Linked DNA regions of Homo sapiens: region 1 is linked to region 2. Evidence: read pairs that join two places in POLR2A ChIA-PET (ENCODE). Cell type or tissue: B cell. All regions are shown on one strand. Links, peaks and the distances in the headings refer to the core of each region. The heading gives the core; the rest is flanking DNA. Region 1 overlaps LOC124906068 (a long non-coding RNA gene). Region 2 has its middle 13 kb from the start of SLC20A1-DT.

What was found. Peaks named below come from ENCODE experiments on the same cell type or tissue, not always from the same donor. Only the 100,000 strongest peaks of a DNase experiment are listed, where the experiment ranks them.
Region 1: POLR2A ChIA-PET joins it to region 2 with 5 read pairs; 5 of 35 experiments call an interaction of 5 or more read pairs at or near these places.

Annotation. Positions count from the first base shown.
Region 1 is chr2:112,899,805-112,902,717 of GRCh38, reverse strand. All of the region lies in intron 2 of LOC124906068 (a long non-coding RNA gene), which reads left to right. Among named protein-coding and RNA genes, the nearest start is that of IL37, 9.9 kb to the left of the region's middle. In B cell, for the core only: no CTCF peak of the experiment used is centred there; no DNase peak of the experiment used is centred there.
Region 2 is chr2:112,630,009-112,632,921 of GRCh38, reverse strand. No RefSeq gene overlaps it. Among named protein-coding and RNA genes, the nearest start is that of SLC20A1-DT, 13 kb to the left of the region's middle. RefSeq lists an enhancer at 1,755-2,272. In B cell, for the core only: no CTCF peak of the experiment used is centred there; a DNase peak (open chromatin) is centred at 1,731; H3K4me3 peaks cover 547 bases.

The DNA.
Region 1 (2,913 bases), core at 187-2,686, 270 kb before region 2:
CTTAATTTATTTAAAAAACTAATGTTAATGAGTAGCTTTATTTTCCTCCCATCTAATTTAAGGCCCACAGAACACCTTCACTTACCTCAATCCTCTCCCAACTTACATGCTTTTAATGTCATATATGTTAATACCGTATACTTTTAAAACTTTCTAAAATAGCATTATTTTATAGCATGAGTGTTCATTTACATTTTTGCATATATTTAGAATTTTCTTTGCTCTTCGTTTCTTCTTCTATTTATGACTCCCCTCTGGGATCATTTTCCTTCTACTTGAAGTACATAGTTTAGAACTGCACTATTCAATACAGTAGCCACTAGCCATGTGTAGCTATTGAAGTTTAAACTAAGTAAAATTGAGTAATATTAAAAACTCAGTTCCTTCATCTCACTAGCCACATTTCAAGTGCTCAGCAGCCACATGTGACTAATGACTACTGTACAGCAAACATATAGAACATTTCCATCATGGCAAAGAGCTCTATTGATAGTGTTCATCCAGAGTTTCTGTTCCAGGACCAAACTGAGGGTTGGGCTGCTATTTCTCATGGCCCAATAACAAGATGCAGATGAGCTGGGGAGGAAGAGAGTTTTTATTTCTGCAACCAGTTACAGGGAGAAGGCCTGGAAATCATCACCAGGCCAACTCAAAATTATGACATTTTCCAGAGCTTATATACCTTCTAAGCTATATGTCTACGTGTAAGTGTGCATTCACCTGAAGACGTAAGTGATTAACTTCTTTTAATCTGTAACTAAGGTCTGAGTCCGGAAGATCTTCCCCTGGAGCCTCAGTAAATTTACTTAATCTAAATGGGTCCAGGTGCTGGGGTAATTACCCTTATCTTGTCCCCTGCTAAATCATGGAGGTTTGGGGAGTTCCTTTAGAGCACCAATAAACTTGTTTGTGGAGGCCTGGGGAGTTTCTTCAGACCCACAATAAAACTTGTTTAATCCTAAATGGGTCCTGTTAAGAATTCCTTCTTTATTTTGTCATATTTTAAGGCCCAGAAAAGGCCTGGGCAAAACTCTTGATGGGCTTTTGTTACATTCCAGCCTTTGTATAAGAACACTGGTTTTTAATATTTAACTTAACCATTTAGTCAGTACTGAAACAGTTGTTATAGAGATCTGCATTAGTGAGACCTGGCCTGCCACATTTCCTTTTCTGAAGATCTTATGGTAGTGATCACCTTTGTGAAAGGAAAATAAATCTTGGGACCTCAAAATCACTAAGCCAAAGAAAAAAGTCAAGCTGGGAAGAATCTGACACTTAAATCCAACACTGCTAACTCATTCATCTCACTCATTCATTCATTTTATTTTCTTTTTTCTTTCTTTTTTTTTTTTTTTTTTTGAGACGAAGTCTTGCTCTGTCACCCAAGCTGGAGTGCAGTGGATCTCAGGTCACTGCAACCTCCACCTCCCGGGTTCAAGCGATTCTCCTACCTCAGACTCCTGAGTAGCTGGAATTACAGGCACCTGCCACCACGCCTGGCTAATTTTTATATTTTTAGTAGAGACGGGGTTTCACCATGTTCATCAGGCTGGTCTCGAACTCCTGACCTCGTGATCCGCACCCCCCTCGGCCTTGTTTGCTTGAGGTACTGTCTAGATGCTGGAACTGAAAATGGCAAGCAAGACATCCCTACCCTTGAGGAAACTGTAATCTAGTCGGAAATACAGATGTCAACCCAAGTTTCACACAAGAAAATGTACAAAAACCCCTAGGACAAATGCTATGACGGAGAGGTGCTCAGCACTCAAGGGCTTTTATTGGGGATGGAAGTGACTCTTGAACTGAGATCTAGGAAGATATGGTGGTTAACTAGCTCTAGGGTGGGGAGAGTCGCTTTCTCCTCTCTTTTGAGGTCATAATCAGTTTCTGTTATTAATGGTAGAACAAGCAAAAAAAAGGAAAAAAGGCAGAGCAATGAGGACCTCTTGGGGAAGGTTGTGTCTCTGTATCTGGAAGGTTAATTTCTCTCACAGACACCTTATTTGTGCACCTTTTCAGTCATGCTCTCCTTCCACATGAGAGGAAAAGCATCACTGCCCCAGAGGCACAGAGAGCTCAAGACACCAATCTCTCTTTCCTGCCCCCATTCTCTGGCATACACAAAGCCAGTTTCCAGTCATAACAAATGAAACAAATTATTCATGACAGGCTATTTGCAAGGTGATGCTTTGGGCATACCCAGGATATTCTACCACTCCAAACTCCTTCCCTGGAAATTTGAGAAGTTAAGCTGACTACTGGTCCTTAGACAGCCCAGAGCACTGCTTGGACCCTGTTTGCTCTCTCATACAATAGCCATCCTCATCCCCATCTCTATACCATTCTTACCAGAAAAGAATAGCCAAAAAATTAAGGTTTTGTTTTTGTTTTCTTGAGGCAGCGTCCTGCTTTGTCACCCAGGCTGGAATGAAGTGGTGCAATCAAGGTTCACTGCAGCTTTGACCTCCCATGCTCAAGTGATCTTTCCACCTCGGCTTCTTGAGTAGGTAGGATTACAGGCACGCACCGCCTGTCGCCTTTTTTTTTTTTTTTTTTTTTTTTTAGAGATGGGGTCTCACTATGTTGCCCAGGCCAGTTTTGAAATCCTGAGCTCAAGTGATCTTCCCACCTTGGCCTCCCAAAGTGATGAGATTACAGGTGTGAGCCACTGCAGCCAGCCAAAAACAAGGAGGAAAAAAAAGCAAGGTTTCTTATTCGTCTTCCCTCATTTACCCATGAGTTGTGGTCAGTCTAAAATCCACCAAGGTAGAATTAGGAGATGGGAGAGTCATGAGCTCTTCTCAGTATTTCAAAAAGTCAGAAAAAAATTACATAGTTAACCACATTAAGGCCTTCTCTTCATATTGGCTCGTTTATAGGGAATAAATAAGTAAAGACTTCTCAGTTAATGTG
Region 2 (2,913 bases), core at 239-2,738:
CTCTGTCACCCAAGCTGGACTGCAATGGCGTGATCTCGGCTTACTGCAACCCCTGCCTCCTGGGTTCAAGTAATTCTCATGCCTCAGTCTCCCTAGCAGCTATGATTACAGGCACTTGCCACCACCTTCAGCCTATTTTCTTAATTTCTTACTTTTTTTTTTTTTTGAGACAGAGTCTCGCTCTGTCACCCAGGCTGGAGTGCAGTGGTGTGATCTTGGCTCGCTGCAACCTCCGCCTCCTAGATTCAAGTGATTCTCCTGCGTCAGCCTCCCAAGTAGCTGGGACTATTAATTTCTTAAGTGGTGGCCAGGCGCGATGGCTCATGCCTATAATCCCAGCACTTTGGGAAGCCGAGGTGGGCGAATCACAAGGTCAGAAAATCGAGACCATCCTGGCCAACATGGTAAAACCCCATCTCTACTAAAAATACAAAAATTAGCTGGGTGTGGTGGTGCACCTCTGTAGTCCCAGCTACTCAGGAGAGTAGGACTCTCCAGCTGAGGCAGGAGAATCGCTTGAACCCGGGAGGCAGAGGCTGCAGCTAGCTGAGATCATGCCACTGCACTCCAGCCTGGGTGACAGAGTGAGACTCTGTCTCAAACAAACAAACAAAAAAATTTATTAAGTGGTGACGTTTCTACACAAAGTGAAGGGATAACCGAGTTCTGTAATTGAATTACATCACTGCTCCCTGCCCTTCTGCTCCACCGCGGTGTACCCTGGCCTGCCTTTCCCCGCTGTGGCTCCAGAGCCAGTGGTGACCCCCTGCCCAGGCAACAACAAGGAAGAGATGGGCACCTCTAGACCCCAAGATGCAAAAGTTCCTCTCCTCCCATTCACACACTCTTTTTGGCCAGCATTTCCCTGGCCGGGATCCCTCCAGCAGCTCAGTTGAAGAGCTAGCCACCTAAAAAAGATTTGCATTACAGTACAGTGTGACAAGAGCCATCGTAGAGCTGTGCACACAATATCGCTGGGGTACCAGGTGGAGTCTGGGGAATCTTTGTGAGTTAGGGATGGGTATGTTAAAGGAGTGAAGGAAAGATATAAAGTACTGAACAGGAAAGCTGCAAAGAGCAGGCCCTAGGAGCTTGAAGTCCATCATCGTCAGTAAGCCCCGCCTTGGCTTCTGTTTCTTAATGAGGCCAGACTCTCTCAGTCTGCAGATCAGAGCAAACAGAAGCCCTCATCTGTTTATAGTTTAATCCTAACCTGATCCTAGCTTGGAAGCAAAGCTTCTCTCACTTTAGCAATGACAGCTTCTCCGTACACTTTAGGACCATGGCTTTCCACCTACAAGTCCCCACAAGCACTTTTTAAAAAATGAAATTAAAGAAAATATCAGAGTGCATCCAACAGAGTAAGTATTATTTCATGAAACTTTTGATTCAGTGACATGTGTGTATGAGTCTGGGTGGTAATGTCAGATGTATTTCTTACTGAGATTTTAAAAGTTAAACTTTAAACGTTTAAAGGAAAACATCTGTTCATCAAATATTAAGTATGATCAGAAACTGTATCTTGTTCTAGGGTAAAGAAAAGAGCAAGACTTGGCTCCTTCACTTAGGAAGCTGTGAATCTGGGGGCGAAAAGACAAACATACCGCTAGGACAGGATGTGAAAACCACACTGACAAAGTGGCGTCAGGGTGCCTGGAGTTGGGAGGAGGAGCCAGCACCTTCCAGGAACCCCAGTGCCCCTGGAGGAGGTGGTGTGTGGGCTGGTCCTGAAGCGGGCTGCAGGAGGAAGCGTGTTCTCGGAGGGGATGGGGGCGTGGATGGACAGCTGTAGCCTGGTGTGGGAATCCAGGGCAAGGGGCTGCTGGACCAGGCTTGGGCAGAGGTGCCAGGAGGGACACAGGGGCAATGATGACAGGGAGGAAACGATCAAAGCGGACCAGATATTGACTTTATCTTGTGGGAGATGTGGGAGATATATATGTGTGTGTGTGTGTATACACCACACACACACACACACACACACACACACACACACACACAGTGGCACAATCTCAGCTCACTGCAACCTCCGCCTTCCAGATTCAAGCAATTCTGCTGCCTCAGCCTCTCCCGAGTAGCTGGGATTACAGGCACCTGCCACTATACCCGGCTAATTTTTGTACTTTTAGTAGAGGCAGGGTTTCACCATGTTGGCCAGGCAGGTCAGACATGTGTGATATTTTTTGTTGTTTCAAAAGGGGATGACAATGGGAGGCAGCGACTTGAGGGCCAAATGTTGCATTTGTCCTCGTTTCAAGGATTTTTTGGGTTTATCTGAACATTCGTCCTGATTAAAACTTAGGATGCCGTGAAGCAGTGGTCTGATAGGAATTCTCCATGTTTTCATTTTGTTCATGTTTCCTGCTTGCCCTCCAGCTAGACCCAGCGTTGGTATGTGGCCACCTTCCTTTCCCACAAAGCCTTTTTGCTTTCCTATTTTTTCTCATTATCCCCACTGTGCACCAACTCCAGCTGCGGAAGGGACCCAGAAGGGGAGAAGTGTTTTCTTCTAACACCTCTCCTCACCCCTGGGGGCTACAGGCAAGCTGGCTTTAGAAAGAGACAGCAGGGCTGAGAACTTGCTTTTCAGCTCAGCAAACAGGGAGTGGCTTAGAAAGTAGAGACAAAAGAGAAAAGCAAAAACAACTAAAGGAGCAAACGTTTTGTGCAAAAACATTTTTTAGTCGCAGATCCAGAATATAGAGTCTGCCTTCTCCTAGGTAATCTCTTGGAGCCCAGTAATTGAAAGGGGTGGCAAATATCCAATATCTAAATGTAGCTGTCTAAGGGCTAAAGTTAGGGACTGGAATTTACCAACCTCACCCCAGCCTCATTGTGGACTTCTTCCTTCCATGATGTTCGCCTTGACTTGGAACTCTTATATTAAGAGTCATCCAGCAGCGTGACGGACGT